Regions from separate parts of the Homo sapiens genome. Here region 1 is linked to region 2. Evidence: read pairs that join two places in POLR2A ChIA-PET (ENCODE). Cell type or tissue: MCF 10A. All regions are shown on one strand. Each heading gives the region's core, and the rest is flanking DNA. Links, peaks and the distances in the headings are about the cores only. Region 1 overlaps LINC01033 (long intergenic non-protein coding RNA 1033). Region 2 overlaps LINC01033 (long intergenic non-protein coding RNA 1033).

Region 1 (8,337 bases), core at 70-8,069, 75 kb after region 2:
GGCATATTTCATAGAAAGTGTTAAATAAGTGTTTTGTGTTAAGTCCCAATTCTATTATGCCATCCCTGACTACTCTGATTTATTCTGTTTTTTTTTCTCCTGAAATTCCCTATCAGTCACTTGGCTTTTAATCATAGGCTTTCTCTTAACTCTTTTATTCTTTGAGATCGAATATTTTTGAAATTTTAAATGCATAATCTTATTTCATAAGCAAGACAATGTATATTTTCTCTAGAAATCTTGCACTTGTCCACAACATCAGACCCTGGACTTCATGACATGCTGTATGTTTATGGAATTAATGGTTGGTGCTGTATTATGAGACCGTGACTCCATCACCTAGAAAGGACATGAAACACTGCTACCATTCTATGTGATTTAAGATAGGGGGCCTACCTTGTTTTTTTTTTTTTAATTTCAGGGGTTAGCAGTGTGGCCCTCTGGCCCCGTCAGTCTGGGCAGTGGAAGTGTTATCATACTAATGATGTTCTTGAGGTGGGAGTGGGCGTTTCTTTTTCATTAGCAGAACTCAAAAGACTTTCAGCTCTAAGTAGAAAAAAGACATTATCGGAAGTTCTGGGTTTTCCTTCATATAGGAAGGTAGAAGACATCTCACTTTTCAGGCTTATCATGACTCCTAGCACTGCCCTGACAGTGCCAGCAACTTTTGGGTATCTGGGAGGCCATTGAAAAGTTAATCAGTCTGATGAGGCAGCTGCATGTCTGTTCCATCCAAGTGCTAGACTATTTATGCATATTAAAAACAGAAACCTATAAACTGACCCCGGCTGTACTACTTTTAATGACTTCAAGCTGGGCTGTCAAGTATTTTGCTATTTTTAAAGTCAGTTGTTTTTCCATGCCTGCATTTTGTTTTGCCATAACACATATGCAACAAGAATTTTTCCATAAGCTTTAAAAATAGAAGAAATATACCTTTAAGCTAGTTCTCTTTAAAAAAAACTGTTGTGACAACTTCAGTCTATAAGATTTTTAGTTAGTCCCTCTCATTACGTCTCAAGTCTTTTTTTTTTCTGCTAATAATGCTGGAGGTAGAGATATGGTCAAGATGTTTAATCAAAGTGAATGGAATTAGGAAGTAAGCCATCCCTATTTTTCCTAGGATTGTATTACTTAGGCTTAGCTTGCTCTGCTTTTAAAGTCACCTTGGTTCTAAAACATACAGGATAACAGAAACTAGAATTTAATATGGAAACAACCATCCTATGATAAAACAAACTAGGTTTGCTATACACCAATCAAGGGCTTAGGGGAGAAATCAGAACTTAGAGTGGGTGGAAGCAATGAATATGGAGTACCATTTCCTAGTCTCCTCATGAAAAATGGGCCACCAGTGTTTGATGCCAAGAAGCTGATTGTTACTTAAACTCTATCTTCCTGGAGAACTTACAAAAGTAGTATGTTTTAATTGCAGACAATTTGGAGGATGCTAACAAGCTTAAAATTTTTTTAAATTAAGGATCACACCCAAATATAACCATCATGTTTATGTTGTCGGCTGGAAGTACCAGTCCCTTTTAAAGGTTTTTCACAGAAAACTGTGCAATACAGATGGAGACTAACTTAGCAGATCTAAGGAGAATGGAGATTGGGCAGGAAGGTTTCAGGGTCCATGAACTGTATGATAGTGACTCTCCTACAATCCATAGACTCTTTAGAGCAGGTCCTGATAGTGACCCAATGGTGGGGCCATCTCACATGCAGACCTGCCTCAATAGCCTTGTGCTCTAATTCCATACCTTGCAAATCTGGGGCCCTGCATTTTGGCATCTTATGGCAGACAAATGATGCTAGTAGGAAATAGTAGAAATCCCAACTCTCCCTTGTCTCTACCTTCTCCAGACCAGGCAATACTTTGGCAGTGAGTCCTACCAAACTCAGTATAAGCTTCTAAGATGCCAAAGAAAAACAGCACTGACTTTCCATTCAGTGGTCATTCACTGTCCATTCAGCCAACAGCTCCAGCCACTGGCCAGACCCAAGGGTCTCCTACAGGCCTGATGCATGTAAAACTGAGACAGAATTTGCAGCAGATAGAAGAAATCATGATTCCAAATGACATATGCTGGAAAGGGCAAATGACGGTGTTACTACATCTGAAGGACAAACTAACACTAAGAGATTTCACCATGATATGGCCCCAACTTCCCTTAGGAGGGAGAAAGGGAGCAGAGCATGTCAGAATCTATACAGTTACACAATGAGACCACTGGAACGCCTCACCGACAATACCTTTACTCTGACAAAGGGTGGCTGAGAAGTTCTTCCGCTAGTTGCTCCAGTAGACGTCTACTCCCAATGACTGAAGCATGGATGGGGAGGAGCGCAAAGTGGCAGAGTTATGTTGTTGGTGTGTTGGTGTTGGTGGTGGGCGGGGGGTGGGGGGGGGGCAGTTCTACATAATAGCAGGGCTTTAGGAGTAGGGTAGGGCAGTGGCTAACACATTCCTTGCCCCTTCTAGGAGGCAAGTAGCTAGAATTGGTAACCTTAGAAACTCAGCCTTAAAAACTCCTGACATTCCCCAGATGTCCCCATTCCCTAGCTCAAGACAAGACTCCTTAGTCACCGGTGGTGCTGAAGACACAAGGAAGTTGCATGAACAAGTAGCCCAGATGTCTATGGCTGCAGCATAGCCTCGTTCCTCTTAACCTGCATCTAAAGCTTCATGAGGATTGTCTGTGGCTAGTTGACCAAAGACGAAAAAAAATTAGAAAATTCGGCATGATTTGCCACCAACACCCAAAAGTAGATGACTGCAGCACTACAGCCCTATCCCAGGGTGGCTCTGAAGGATAGTATTTAAAGAAAATCTTCCTCCCAGTGGGCAGAACTTTGAGCAGTACGTCTGTTTGCCCATTTCATCCAGAAAAAGGGATGGCTAGAGGTCCACATTCATCATGAGCAATAGCTAATGGTTTAGGTGCATAGTCAGGGACTGAAAAGAAACATGATCAGAAAATTTCTGACCAAAGAGGTCTGGGAATCTAGTATGTGACTAAATGGCGTTCACACAGAGTGTGAAGATATTTCTGTCTCATGTCAATGCTCCCTGAAAAGCAAGCTCAGAAAAAGAGTATTGTAATAATCAGGTGGACAAGCTGACCTGTTCTGTGGGTGTCAGTCAGCCTTTTCCAACAGCCATTCTTTGCCTTGCCTAGTGAGTGCTGAACCATGATAGGAATGAAGTTTCTGTATGGGCTCACAATATGGATTTTCTTCTACCAAGGCTGATCCAGCTATAGCTGCTGTTGAATGCTCAATCTCCCAACAGCAAAGTCCAACAGTGAACCCCTGATATGGCACCATTCCCAGGCCAGGTGTGAAGATGGAGAAAACCAGCTAGCCACCTGGTGGCAGATTGATTATGCTGGACCACTTCCATTATAGAAGTGGCAGCTCTTTGTTCCCAGTGGAATAGATACTCACCCTGGATAGGGATTTGCCTTCCCTGCCTACAGTGCTTTTATCAAAACTGCCATCTGTAGACTTACGAAATGCCTTACTCACCTTCATGGTATTCAGCACAGCATTGCTTCTGACCAAGAAATTTGTTTTATAGCACATAACATATGCTAATGTGCTCATGGTCTTGGAATTCATTGGTCTTATCATGTTTCCCATCACCCTGAAGCAAGTGGCCTGAAAGAATGATTGAATGGCCACTGAAGACTCGGTTATGACAATAGCTGCATGGCAGCACCTTGTAGGGCTGGAGGAATATCCTCCAGGATGCAGTATATAGTCTAAGCCAGATTGTGCTATTTCTCCCTTAGCCAGAACTTGGGGAATCAAGGGTTGGAAATAGGAATGGCTCATCTTATCTTTGGTGATTCACTGGCAAAAATTTGCTTCCTGACTTCATAACTTTATACTGTGCTAATCTAGGGTTCTTAATTCCCAAGGGAGGGATGTTTCTACCAAGAACACAGAAAATGTTCCATTAAATTAGAAGTTGCGACTACAGCTTGGTGACTTTGTATTCCTCATGCAAGTTAATCATCAGGCAAAAGAGGGGGTTATTCTACTGACTAGGATGATTGATCCTGTCTATCCAGTGGAATTAGGTCATTCACAACTACAGAATGGAGAGAAGGAAGAGTATGTCAGAAATGCAGATTTCCTGTAGCATATTTTTGTATTCCATATTGTTATGGATTGAACTATTTTTTTCCAAAGAGATATGTTGAAGTCCTAACCCCTGGTACCTGTGAATATAACCTTATATGGAAATAGGGTCTTTGCTGATATAATCAAGATGAGGTCATATGCAATTAGGGTGGGACCTAATCCAATATGACTGATATCTTTATAAGAAGAGAAGAGGCCAGGCGCGGTGGCTCAAGCTTGTAATCCCAGCACATTGGGAGGCTGAGGCAGGTGGATCACTTGAGGCCAGGAGTTTGAGACCAGCCTGGCCAACATGATGAAACCCCATCTATATTATAAATACAAAAATCAGCCAGATATGGTGGCGTACACCTATGGTCCCAGCTACTTGAGAGGCTGAGGCATGAGAATCGCTTGAACTCAGGAGATGGAGGTTGCAGTGAGCTGAGATTGTTCCACTGCACTCCAGCCTGGGTGACAGAGTGAGACTCTGTCTCAAAATAAGAAAATAAGAAAAAAGAAAAGAGGAGACGAAGAGACACAGAAGGAAGATGGAAGATGTCCATGTGACAGCAGAGGCAGAGTGGATTTATGCTACCACAAGCCAAGGAATGCCGAGGATTATCGGCATCCGCTAGACACCAGGAGAGAGGGAGAACAGATTTTTTTTCCCTCTGAGCCCCCAAGAAAGAACCAACCCTATTGACATTTTTATTTCAAACATATATCCTCCTAAACGGTGAGAGAATAAGTTTCTGTTGTGTTAAGCCACCCAGTTTGTGGTAATTTGTATAGCACCGCAAGGAAAGTAATAGATATATCCTGAGATTAATATTCATAGGAAATTCCAAAACCCAATTTAGGTAGGGCAGCAAGTGGCTCAGATCCTTCAGGAATGTGAAGGGATTGGGTCACCCCAATAAGCAAAGATCTAGGACAAGATTAAACATTGTCGAGGGAAAAGAGAATATAAAATAGATATAGTCAAAAAACCAAACCACATAATGGCTGCAGAAACAAGGACAATAATAGTTATGAGTATTTTTCTACCTAATTTTGGTATGAGTGTATCTATATATGTAGTAAATGTTTCTTCCCTTCTCCCATTCCCCTACTTCTGATATAATAGTCATTACTTTTATATCTCAGTATAAGTTACAGGATATCAATGGGGAGTACGACTCAGCTAAAAGAAGAATGAACAAATTTGCTGTCCTAGAAAAATGTTTTCCAGAATTCCCATATCTTTATGCTTCTGAGTTAGCAGTGACCATAGGAGAAATATGTAGAAGGTTTATAAATTAGAAGGGGGGTTGCAGCCCTATTGTTTTATACTGTGAAAGTCAATGTAGGAGGCCAGACGCGGTGGCTCATGCCTGTAATCCAGCACTTTGGGAGGCCGAGGTGAGTGGATCATCCGAGGTCAGGTGTTCCAGACCAGCCTGGCCAACATGGTGAAACCCCATCTCTACAAAAATACAAAAATTAGCCGGGCATGATGGCGGGTGCCTGTAATCCCATTTACTCGGGAGGCTGAGGCAGGAGAATCGCTTGAACCCGGGAGGTGGAGGTTGCAGTGAGCCAAGATTGTGCCATTGCACTCCAGCCTGGGCAACAGAGTGAGACTCTGTCTCAAAAAAGAAAAAGAAAAAGAAAGTCAATGTAGGATGCCAGGCATCCTGTACACACTGTGGTGACAAGCTGCTCACGTTGTCTACATAAGGCAGCACTTGGGCCCACACTTCTGGTACCAGAATTCCTTCAGCTTCACCTAATCCTAGGCCAAAAGCATGGGCTATTCTATGGCAAAAGGTGCCAACTTCTTCTGCAAGTGACCTGCAGCATCAAAGGTAGAGACAGTCTGAGACTGATGTGGATTCCAGTTCATCCTCACAGTTCCAGCTCATTCTCAGGAGTTTTAAGTTCATCTTTACTTTTCTTCCCACTTGGTCTGGCTGACTTAGAACAACTTCTGGCTCAACACCTAATGCAGAGACAGCAGCCTTGCATAGTCCCTTCCATTGGTAAAACTGTGTAAGGTCTTAGCCCTATAATAAATCCCTTTTTCTATATAGTTGTAACAGTGTTTAGCCTGTTTAGGAATGTTTGATACGCTTATTCAAGTCTATAATTTGCAAATTCTTAAAATAAAAATGAATTTGACTTATAGCTTCCCTTCAAAAACTAAGTTGTTTTATGATGTCTCATACCATTTAAAAATATTCCTTCTTAATAAAAGTTTCAGGCATAAAGTTACATACCTAAACCCTTAGGAAAAAAAATGTACCCATGTAAAATAAAGCTCCATGATGTTATATGTTCATGTGGGACATCTGATTATACCAGCTTGCCTTCATCACTGTACACTCCTCAAAGAATGGGTTTTGGTAGGAAAGAGAAGACCATTAGCTGGGGTTTTGGAAGAGAATTTAATAAAGGGACTATTTACATTGGTGTGAACAGGGGTCTGGGAATCAACAAGGGATGGTGAAGCACCAAGAACTAGCCCCAGAGGGAGCCCTTATCACCTCCATGCATGAAGACACGAAGGACAGAACCAATGTTACCACAGTCTACTGAGAGCTAGAGCCATGAAAGGGGCCGCCAGCAAGGGCTGTGGATGTAGAGGGATGCGGCTATTGCCACACTATGCCATAGCAGGACAGGTGTGCCAGGCGTGAATACTCCAGCCCCTCTTCAACTCCCACCTTCTCGTCTCCAGCTGATGTTTCCCATTGGCAAGGGAGCCTGGGGAATGCGGTTAGTAGGGTGGGTCAGAGAATGGAGAAACGGAGTGTGGAAGAGAACAAACTGAGAATGTCAGCAACATGTGGGACAAAAGGCATTTAGGGCTCATCAGGAACAAGGGACCTAGAGCAATTCCTACTGTGCCATGGGAATCAGAGGGAGAACATAGGAGAGTAAATCATTTTTTTAGCCTGTACCTAGCTGGAGCAGTTCATTTGCAGGACCAATAACAAGTATCCCTTCAGAGGCTCCCCTCAGCCAAGGAAGACAAGGTGCTGAAAATCCCACATTGGTAAAACATCCAACTCTCACTTCTTTAAATAAATTGGAACCTAGAACAGTTAAGCAGGTTAGTGGGAAGAGAATTTAGGTTGCTTAGTTCGGGCTTTTCCTAATCTATGAGGATCTTTCCAGTATTGAGGAGAATAGGCAGTACTTCTAAATACTTCAAAGTACTTGAACATTGAATTACTGCTTGTGAAATATTATATAACATGATACTCAATCCAATCATTAAGGTAAAATAGGCAACAAAATCCACACTAATGAAAGAGCTGTTAAACGACTTCAACGTTTTATATTCTGACCCCAGAAGGCTTATTTGCAGCTCTTGTTCTGCTTTAGTGTCAGTCCTTTTGAGCTGTTAATCCTTCAGGTGGTTCTAATCACAAACAGCTGTACTAGGTGGAGCTCTGCTACCCAGGAAATGCCCTTGTAATACTCAGGAGTCTTGACCCCTTCTTTCTCACTCTCGCTTTCACAAATGATGGTTTGGAAACCTTCAAATACAAAGGGTGAGGCCAGCTCCTAAAGTCCCTTCATTTTCTACTGTCTAACAACTACTGCCTTATCTCATTTAAGTAAAATGTTAGCCAGTAGAGGCAACCTCAAGATCCTAGAGACATCTTTGCCTCCTCTCTCTTTTGATCCCCGTATCTAATTATTTCAAGGCTTCCTATTTTTTCTTTGGCAGTTGCTTTCCTCCTCCAGTCATGCTTATCACCCTGGTCCAGAACCTCACCCTGTGCATTCTTAGATAAGCCTCAATGCCTTTTAACTGAAATATCTGCTTCTAGGCTCTTCCCCTACATTCTATCTTGTTTTCTAGGAATTAGTACTATTTTTAGAACATTACCTGGAGAGACTATAGTGGCTTCCTGTCAGAGCCTGATCTCCTCAACCATAACATTCAAGCCCTCCATCAACCGGACACATCTCACAACCTGATTTTGCCACTCCAGTCAGGCTGTTTAATAAAAGATCATGCTTAATTCTGCCTTTTTCAGTCCCTTAGAATTTACCATCCCCTCCCCTAAATAAACCACGTTCTTTATCTCATGTCCTTCTATGTCCTACCTCTTTTCCAGGGTTTGAATTATAGGCCCCAGTAGTACTTTTCTTGCACAATCTAGCCCTTAATTTCCCTTCTGCTAGGATCCAGGTAATCCTTGACAATCATGG
Region 2 (8,337 bases), core at 130-8,129:
AGTGATCCACCTGCCTTGGCCTCCCAAAGTGCTGGGATTACAGGTGGGAGCCACTGTTCCTGGCCTACTCTCAAAATTAATAAAAGAAAAGAATCAAGATTTTACCTTTCCGGCATAAGCTGCGTTTCCATTTATCCAAAGACTTGAGGTCATGTGCTTCACAGAATTCCAGCTAACAAATGCAGAAGAAATGATAGGCTTAGAAAATCACTATCTTTCAATTTTAGTGAGATACTATGGATCTAGGATAATCAATGGTTGATAAATATTGTAAAGGAGGGATCCAGCTGCCACTTCCTAATACACTGATCAATTTTAGCATCACTCAAATTAGATAGGCCTTGACATTGTATTTCAAGATACAATGCCATAGGAACTATAAAGCTCCACTTACAAAGTATTCATACCAAATTGAACATGTTTCGAGATCTAACAATAAGTTTATAGGAAATATGAGGAATAAAGGAACTACTTTTTAAAACCATCATGAGAAAGCAATCAGCCAAATTCAAATATGGAATACTCTGTGGTATGAAGAATGGACTTCTCCAACAAATCAACTGTATTAAAAAACAGCAGAAGGGTATAGAATAAAATACATAGCAGATATAATAATCAAATGTAATATTTAGGCCATATTTGGATCCTAATTTGAACAAACCAGCTGTAAAAAGCATTTGAGACTATCACAAAATCTTTTTTTTTTTTTTTGAGATGGAGTCTCGCTCTGTTGCCCAGACTGGAGTGCAGTGGCGCTATCTCTGCTCCCTGCAAGCTCTGCCCCCCGGGTTCATGCCATTCTCTTGCCTCAGCCTCCCAAGTAGCTGGGACTACAGGCGGCCACCACCACACCCGGCTAATTTTTTTGTATTTTTAGTAGAGACGGGGTTTCACAGTGTTTGCCAGGATGGTCTCGATCTCCTGACCTCGTGATCCGCCCACCTCAGCCTCCCAAAGTGCTGGGATTAGAGGCGTGAGCCACCACGCCCGGCCTGACTATCACAAAATCTTAACATAGTCTCGGTATTACATGAAATGAAAAAAACCACTGTACATTTTGTTGAGTAGCATCATGCCATGGTGGTTGCGTGGGGAGAAAAAATAGTCTATCAGTTATCAACGCTCCAGCCTGTCTAAACTTCCCTCAAGGCCAATGAGGACTCTTTAGAACACAAAAGAAATCACATGGGCTCTGAAACAGTCTGGTTCTATCTGAAGCAGCATTTCTTTCCTTTCATGCAACAGTATCTCATAAGTGACAGGTAAACTGGGTACTGAAGATCATGATGCAGAAGTTGTGGTGGTGAATATGCGATTTTTGCCAACCCATCATTTGAGGTGATCAGGGTAAATTTTTTTACTGGGAGGAAGAAAATCTAAGAAATATATGAGTACGTTAGGGAAAAACCTGTATATTCCATACAGTGAAGACCTTCAATGAGGTAGTGATTCTTGAAGCCATTAAACCAGCCACTAAGTTTTCTATTATATTAAACTATCTGGTGAAGCTGTGAGTGCAGTTGAAGATGCTTTGAAGAGACATCCCTCTGTATTGAAACCCTAGATCAGAATTCTAATGTCGATGCCTATGTTCTCTATTGGCAGTGAATGCCCCAAGGACCTACAAGAAGCCTGAGCCCCAGGATATAAGGCTGCAAAGGGCTGTCTGTGATGCTAAAGGCAAATGTTTACAGAGATTCAGCCATGCTAGTATTTCTATTTGTATTACACTCTCAGGTTTTTTACTTCCTAATTCTAACACCAACCCCATTTTTCTCATAAGCCCTATTATTTTAAGTATACTATATTGCTAACTGAAGAGTGTTTTTTTTTTTTTTTAGGAATGCATATGATGTCTTAGCAAAGATAACTGTGTACCAAAGTTAAAATTTTGGCCACTTATTGGAAGCCTAACATTGAACAAACCACTAATCTTCTCTGGACTGTCTAACTAGCTTTCTAAAATTTGACAAATGGGAATATCACCTCTCTTAAAGGATTGCTAAGGTTGTACACATAAAGCACCTAATATGTCATCTAGCACATGGGAGGACTGAATAAATAGTAGTCATTATTATCCGAGGATAAGTGTTGGTCCTCGACCTGCTGCTGCTGAACTAGGGAGCTCAACAGCAACCAAGCTGAGCAGTCTGCAGATATTTTGACATGAACACTCAGTGATTTGTCCTACGCTCTCTTCACCTCCTCTTCCAGACCACAGAAACACAGAAACACAACTAGTCTTTCATTGTTCCCTCCTCTGGTCTGCAGGTTAAACCCCAAATGGAGCCACCCCTGAAACCTCAGCCTGGTTGTTACACACAAACTGAGCCAAGCTCAGAAAACTCTAAGTTCCTGCTTCGTGCAGTGTTAATGCAGGTTAACACACAGTATGTTGAGAAGCAGTCCTGGCAGCCCCCCAGCGGCTTTTCCAGATATCCCATTGCTGGTTTGATAAACCAGGTCCTAGCATATCTCCTCAGAGGAACTCCTACTTAGGAGTCCTGTGATCAGGGCCTCAGGGTCAGTCCCATCACCCCAGTGCCCTCCTCAGTGCTTCTGGCTGCAGAAGCTTGGTCAAAGGGAACCCCAGAGGGAATCCTACCCATAGCAGACACCTCTGCTAGTGAAAAGAGATACAAAAGGAACCTGGTGAGAAACTCCTAGAGCCCTTTAGTTCCTCTCCAATATAGCTGCCCATATACATTTAATCAGACATGAGGAGAGTTTAAAAACACAGCACTGAAAGGAAAGTGGAGCCTTGGATCTAGCTCTCCTCATGGGAGCTCTCCTGAGGCTCAAGGCAAAAGGCTGGGACCCACGGCCTGGGGCTTCCCTGGTGAGGCTCCTCAGATTCCTACCCTGTCTTTCCTCCCTGGTTGCCTGGGAACTGACCAGCTTGCTTATGGCCACTTTCCTTTCCACTCAGCCTCTTCTGACAAAGGGCACCCCCTAGACTGCATCCAGCACCAGATCCCAAGGAGATTCCTTTACGGCATCATGGCGTGATTCAGAAAAGGGAAACGGAGAAACAGAGAAGTAGGTGAAGAAAGTAGGAAAAAGAAAATAAGGGGAAGAATGAGGCTAAAGTCAAAAGAAAGGCCAAGAACTTATTCATGGCTGGGGTGTCACATGTGGTCATCACCATCATATATTTCCTGATTTAAAAATTATCTAAAAGGGCTGGGCACGGTGGCTCACCCCTGTAATCCCAGCACTTTGGGAGGCCAAGGCGGGCAGATCACCTGAGTTCCAGAGTTCAAAACCAGCCTGGCCAACATGGTGAAAACCCGTCTCTACTAAAAATACAAAAATTAGGCAGGTGTGGTGGCACATGCCTGTAATTCCAGCTACTTGGGAGGCTGAGGCAGGAGAATTGCTTGAACCCGGGAGGCAGAGGTTGCAGTGAGCCAAGATCGCACCATTGCACTCCAGCCTGGGCAACAAGAGTGAAACTCCATCTCAAAAACAAAAAAAAAAAGAAAAAAAAATTATCTAAACGTACTTAGGAAAGAATTGAAGGATTATATCCTGAAAAGATTCACTGTTTTGTTGTGGAAATTTGGCCTTTAAGGGCTTTTGTTTCCTGTGAAAATGCATGAGCTATAAGAGTAGAAAGTTTACAGACCAAGTAAGAGATCTTCAGAGTTATTTAGGTTTTAATAAGCTTGCCTCATTCCATATATATTTTTCCAAGGGCAGTCAATCATCTAGACACGTAATGTTAATAAATGAAGTGACATTTGTATTGTCTATGTAGAAGTGACTGTTGCTTACACAAAGCTTTCTTCCAAAGAGTGTAACATTCCCATGGAACGCCCTAACAGGCAGACAGATCTTTTAATTGTTCTCAGAAAGTGCTTCCAGACTTGTAACCTCAGAGAGTGTCTTGCTTACAAGTAGTCTGAGAACAAGTTCTTACATGTTCTAGAAAGGAAGGCCCTGAAAACATAGAAGCAGCCTGTTTTCAAAAAAGGGGAAGAAAAACAGATGTCCGGTTGATTGGACAAATTAGTCCTAGGTAGAAAAAAGAATGTGAAATGCACAATAATTTGAGGGGTGAAAGGCAGTTGTCAGATGGAGAAGGTAATAATGAATGATAATTACTGTGTATTTACTTTCTGGAAGGAGAATGTAGGAAATGTTAGAGCTCAATCACTTAAAAATTCATTGGTTTTTCACCACTATTCTTGACAAAATAAAACGTCAAAATTCACACAACAGCATAGAAAAATAGATGAAACATAGGCAGATAGAAGTTGTGAGTGCCTCGTTCTATCTTGAATGTCTAGAGGCATCTGGATGTTTTAAAGATACCTTTACAAAAAAGTAAACCTTAAAAGAACTACCTAGGCTCTTTTTTCATAACAAAATAAAGGGGATTGCGTAAAAGATTATTGCTTAGAGATCTGGAAGAATTCCAAGAACATTCATATTCCTAAAATAAAAGCCAGCCCAATTTAAAAGTTTTATGAAAAGCTTAACTGGGGTTGTTTCTAAATTAAATCCAAGAACACTCTCAAGTTGATTTTGTCTATTTAGAATTGCCTAAAATAAAGGAAAAGTGTGAAAAACATATATTAGGAAAACTGCCAGACTTAAGTTTTCGCTTCTATCAAAAGGATTATACTGAAGGAAAGAGTCTTTGCTTCTTTATGCATGAAGAATATGTTCTGAAAATAAAGATATCGGCTATCCAAGCAAGCTTTAAAATTGCTCTTTTGTGAGATCCCATGGTATGTGGTGTAAGTACAAATACATTAGAGGTGTGTATTAATTATTGATGGCTGCCTAAAAATTTACCCCCAAATTTAAGAGCTTAAAACAACGTTTATTACCTCACACTGTTTCTAGGGTCAGGGTCAGGGTCAGGAATCCAGGAGTGGCTTAGTTGGGTGGTTCTGCCTCCCGAGATTATCATCAAGCTGTCACCTAGGGCTGAAGTCTTCTGAGGCTTGACTGGGGCTGGAGAATCTCCTCCCAAGCTTATTCACGTGATTGACAACAGGTCTCAGGTCCTCATTACCTGAGATTCTCATTGCATGGTGGTTGGCTTCCCTTTGAGTGAGTGATGAGAGATGGTAGCCACAATGTCTTTTATAACCTAATCTCAGAAGTGACATATCATTACTTCTGCCATATTCTGTCACACAGATAAATTCTGGTACAATGTGGGAGGGGAATTATACAAGGGTATGAATACCAGGAGGAGACAATCTTGAGGGCTGGCTACCATAGTCTGCCTTCTAGGCTCCAGTGAATCAAGTCCCTCCAACATGCAAAACACGTCCACTCCATCTCAACATTTCTAAAATTCTTGTCTCATTACAGCATCAACTCAAAGTCTAGAGTCTTGTCATTTAAATCAGGACCAGGTACACAAGAGGTTCCTTAGGTATAATTTCTTAACTCTAGCTCCTTGGGTATAATTCCTCTCAATCTGAAACTAACACGCACACACATAGACACACACACACACACACACACACCCCAAACACACAATGGTGGAACAGGAATAAACACTATATGCATTAATATTCAAAAAGGAAAGGTACTGGACACACTACTATGTCCCCATAGCAGCTCTGAAATCCAGCCAGGCAAATGTTGGAATCGCCTTAGGATTTAGTCCTATTTCTACGCATGAGTTATTCTCTGAGGCTTTTAGCTTCCCCTTCAGAGTCATCCTTTTTTAAAAAGAGACAGAGTCTTGCTATGTTGCCCAGGCTGATTCAAACTCCTGGGCTCAAGTGGTCTTCCCACCTTGTCCTCCCAAAGTGCTGGGGTTACAGGAGTGAGTCACCATGCTTAGCTATTCTTTCTTTTTCATGAAAGTTAGTACATGTATGCAGCTGAAATTTTTTCTTAACCTGCAGTGAAACAGGGGCAAAGTGAGTACCAAGGCCTTTTTTCATTTCATACTGTCTCTATCCCTTTGAGTTCTAGTTGGCAATGTTTCTACTAATATAATTCTTTTAAAAAATTTGTGAATCACCTATGAATTTTTGGGGGTCCATTCCATTAGACAAAAGTCACGCCCAAAAATCTTTTTGAGATAATCCCTTTCCCACCTTGTGATTCTGCTGAAAAACTATGCTCTTAAGCTTCTCAGGAGCCCTGTTTTTGAAAGAATCTGTGAGTCACAGCCTTAAAAACTTTAGAGGGCCTTTGTGTGACCAAACTGGTACTCTGAGGCACCACTTTTGATCTTTCTGAGGTCATAACAAAGGATTTATAGTCACATCTCAGCTTCATCTTTGGATTATGTTTTCATGATGGTGCCCAGGATTTGACCTCTGTCCTTCAGCCATTTCTTAATTTAGCATTTTTCACCATCTGTAAAAGCTGAGAATCTTTATGTCTTTATGAATAGCAAATTAGATCACCCAGTTTACCAGGTACATTCCCACCACCCACATTATTGCAGACAACAATATTGCTAAGATTTATGCCACTCCATAGTAAGGATTCCCTGTTCTGTTTTCAACAAGATTTTTCTCACTTTCTTTTAAACCTCCACCAGCAGCCTGGTCAAAGTCCAAAGTTTTTCTAATGTTTTGTTCAAGGCTCCTGAGACTTTCACTGCTATGCTTCTTAAATTCTTTCCAGCTACCTCCACTGTCTAGTTTCCTAGCTGTGCCTACATTTTAGGTATTTATTATGGTAGCACCTTACTTCCAGGTATTAAAAAATATATTAGAATAACAAATTATCCCAAAACTTGGCAGCTTAAAAAAACAAACTTTTTTTTCATCTCGTACAGTTTTTGAGGACCAGGAACCCAGGAACAGTTTAGCTGAGTTGTTCAAGCTGAGAGTCTCTCATGAGTTTGCTGTCAAGCTGTCAGCCAGGGCTGCAGTCTTCTAAAGGCTTGACTGGAGCTGCAGGTTTCACTTCCAGTGTCACTCGCATGGCTACTGTCACATGGGCCTCTCCATAGGACTGCTCATTACATGCCAGAGGGCTGCCCCCAGAATGAGTGATCTATAAGAGACAGAGAGACCTAATGTCTAATGACATATTGCACTGGTCACACAAACTAACTCTGGAACCACAAGGGAGGGTGGGAATACCTGAATTGGGATTATTAGGGGGTAATTTTGGAGGCTATCACAGATATAATTGCTTTTTTTTCTTTTTTTTTTTTTGAGATGGAGTCTCGCTCTGTCCCCCAGGCTGGAGTGCAGTGGCACGATCTCGGTTCACTGCAAGCTCTGCCTCCCGGGTTCATGCCATTCTCCTGCCTCAGCCTCCCGAATAGCTGGGACTACAGGTGCCCACCACCACACTTGGTTAATTTTTTTGTATTTTTAGTGGAGACGGGGTTTCACCGTGTTAGCCAGGATGGTCTTGATCTCCTGACCCCATGATCCGCCCACCTCGGCCTCCCAAAGTGCTGGGATTACAGGCGTGAGCCACTGTGCCCAGCCACAGAGTATAATTTTTAAAAGAACTCCTTTTCTCTCCCGTACCAGAACAAATTGAAAAGTAGATGCAATGCAAGAATCAAACAAATAGATCAAAATATTAACTTTATTATTGATAGAAGCTAAATTGGAGGAGGTGGCCTAGACATGTGGCTACAATGAGCTTCAATACTTGACCTCCAAATTAGACTTACCTACCCAGTTATAGAAAGAACAGGACTTCTCACTTATCAGATTAGCTTATCACACAGAGAGCAAAACAAAAAGCACCTCTTCTGTGTTTTTTTTCTGTGTTTTTGTGGGGTCTTTTTGTGCACAGGTGCCTGCCCCTTGTGTAATACATCTAACAAAATCTGTCCTGCCTTCTTCGTTAGATCCCAGAAAGTCTAACACAGTTCTCAAGCTTTAGTATGCTGATTGCTGGGCCTGGAGAATCTCCATTCCTTTATAAATTCCCAGGCAATCTTGATACAGCTGGTCTGAGAACCACACTTTGAGAACCACTGGCCAAGTACCTATGATGCACTGATGCTTATGGGCATCTCGTTTTCATTCCCAATCTCATTAGTGTCCATAAAAATATAAGATAGATTTCACTAACCCTTCCCCTGCACTTGACAGACATGGAGAACAAGGCTCAGAAGTGAAGTCAGTGGGCCAAGCTTACATCCTGCTAGGCATGCAAAGCCAATCTTCAAACCCAGGTCCAACTCCACAGCCTGTGGTCTTCCCTCTCCACCAGGTTGCCACCAATTACTAAGGACTGAACATCAGTGCATAGTCTGAGTCTTAACAGTAATCTCCTAGAACTGTTTTCTATTAACTCCACTTTGCATCTTGTTTTTTATTTATTTTTTTATTTTTATTATTTTTATTTGTTTATTTAGTTATTATTATTATTATTTTTTGA

The links. ChIA-PET counts read pairs that join two places held together with the same protein. Peaks named below come from ENCODE experiments on the same cell type or tissue, not always from the same donor. Only the 100,000 strongest peaks of a DNase experiment are listed, where the experiment ranks them.
Region 1: POLR2A ChIA-PET joins it to region 2 with 10 read pairs; 2 of 35 experiments call an interaction of 5 or more read pairs at or near these places.

What each region holds. Positions count from the first base shown.
Region 1 is chr5:54,325,387-54,333,723 of GRCh38, reverse strand. The region is part of intron 1 of LINC01033 (long intergenic non-protein coding RNA 1033); the gene reads right to left. Among named protein-coding and RNA genes, the nearest start is that of LINC01033, 8.6 kb to the right of the region's middle. RefSeq lists a cis regulatory region at 7,872-7,889 and an enhancer at 7,809-7,953. In MCF 10A, for the core only: no CTCF peak of the experiment used is centred there; a DNase peak (open chromatin) is centred at 3,553.
Region 2 is chr5:54,400,290-54,408,626 of GRCh38, reverse strand. LINC01033 (long intergenic non-protein coding RNA 1033) reads right to left here. Exons shown (of 5, transcript NR_126379.1): 2 at 6,762-6,984; 3 at 4,839-5,104; 4 at 106-172. Among named protein-coding and RNA genes, the nearest start is that of HSPB3, 51 kb to the left of the region's middle. In MCF 10A, for the core only: no CTCF peak of the experiment used is centred there; a DNase peak (open chromatin) is centred at 3,876.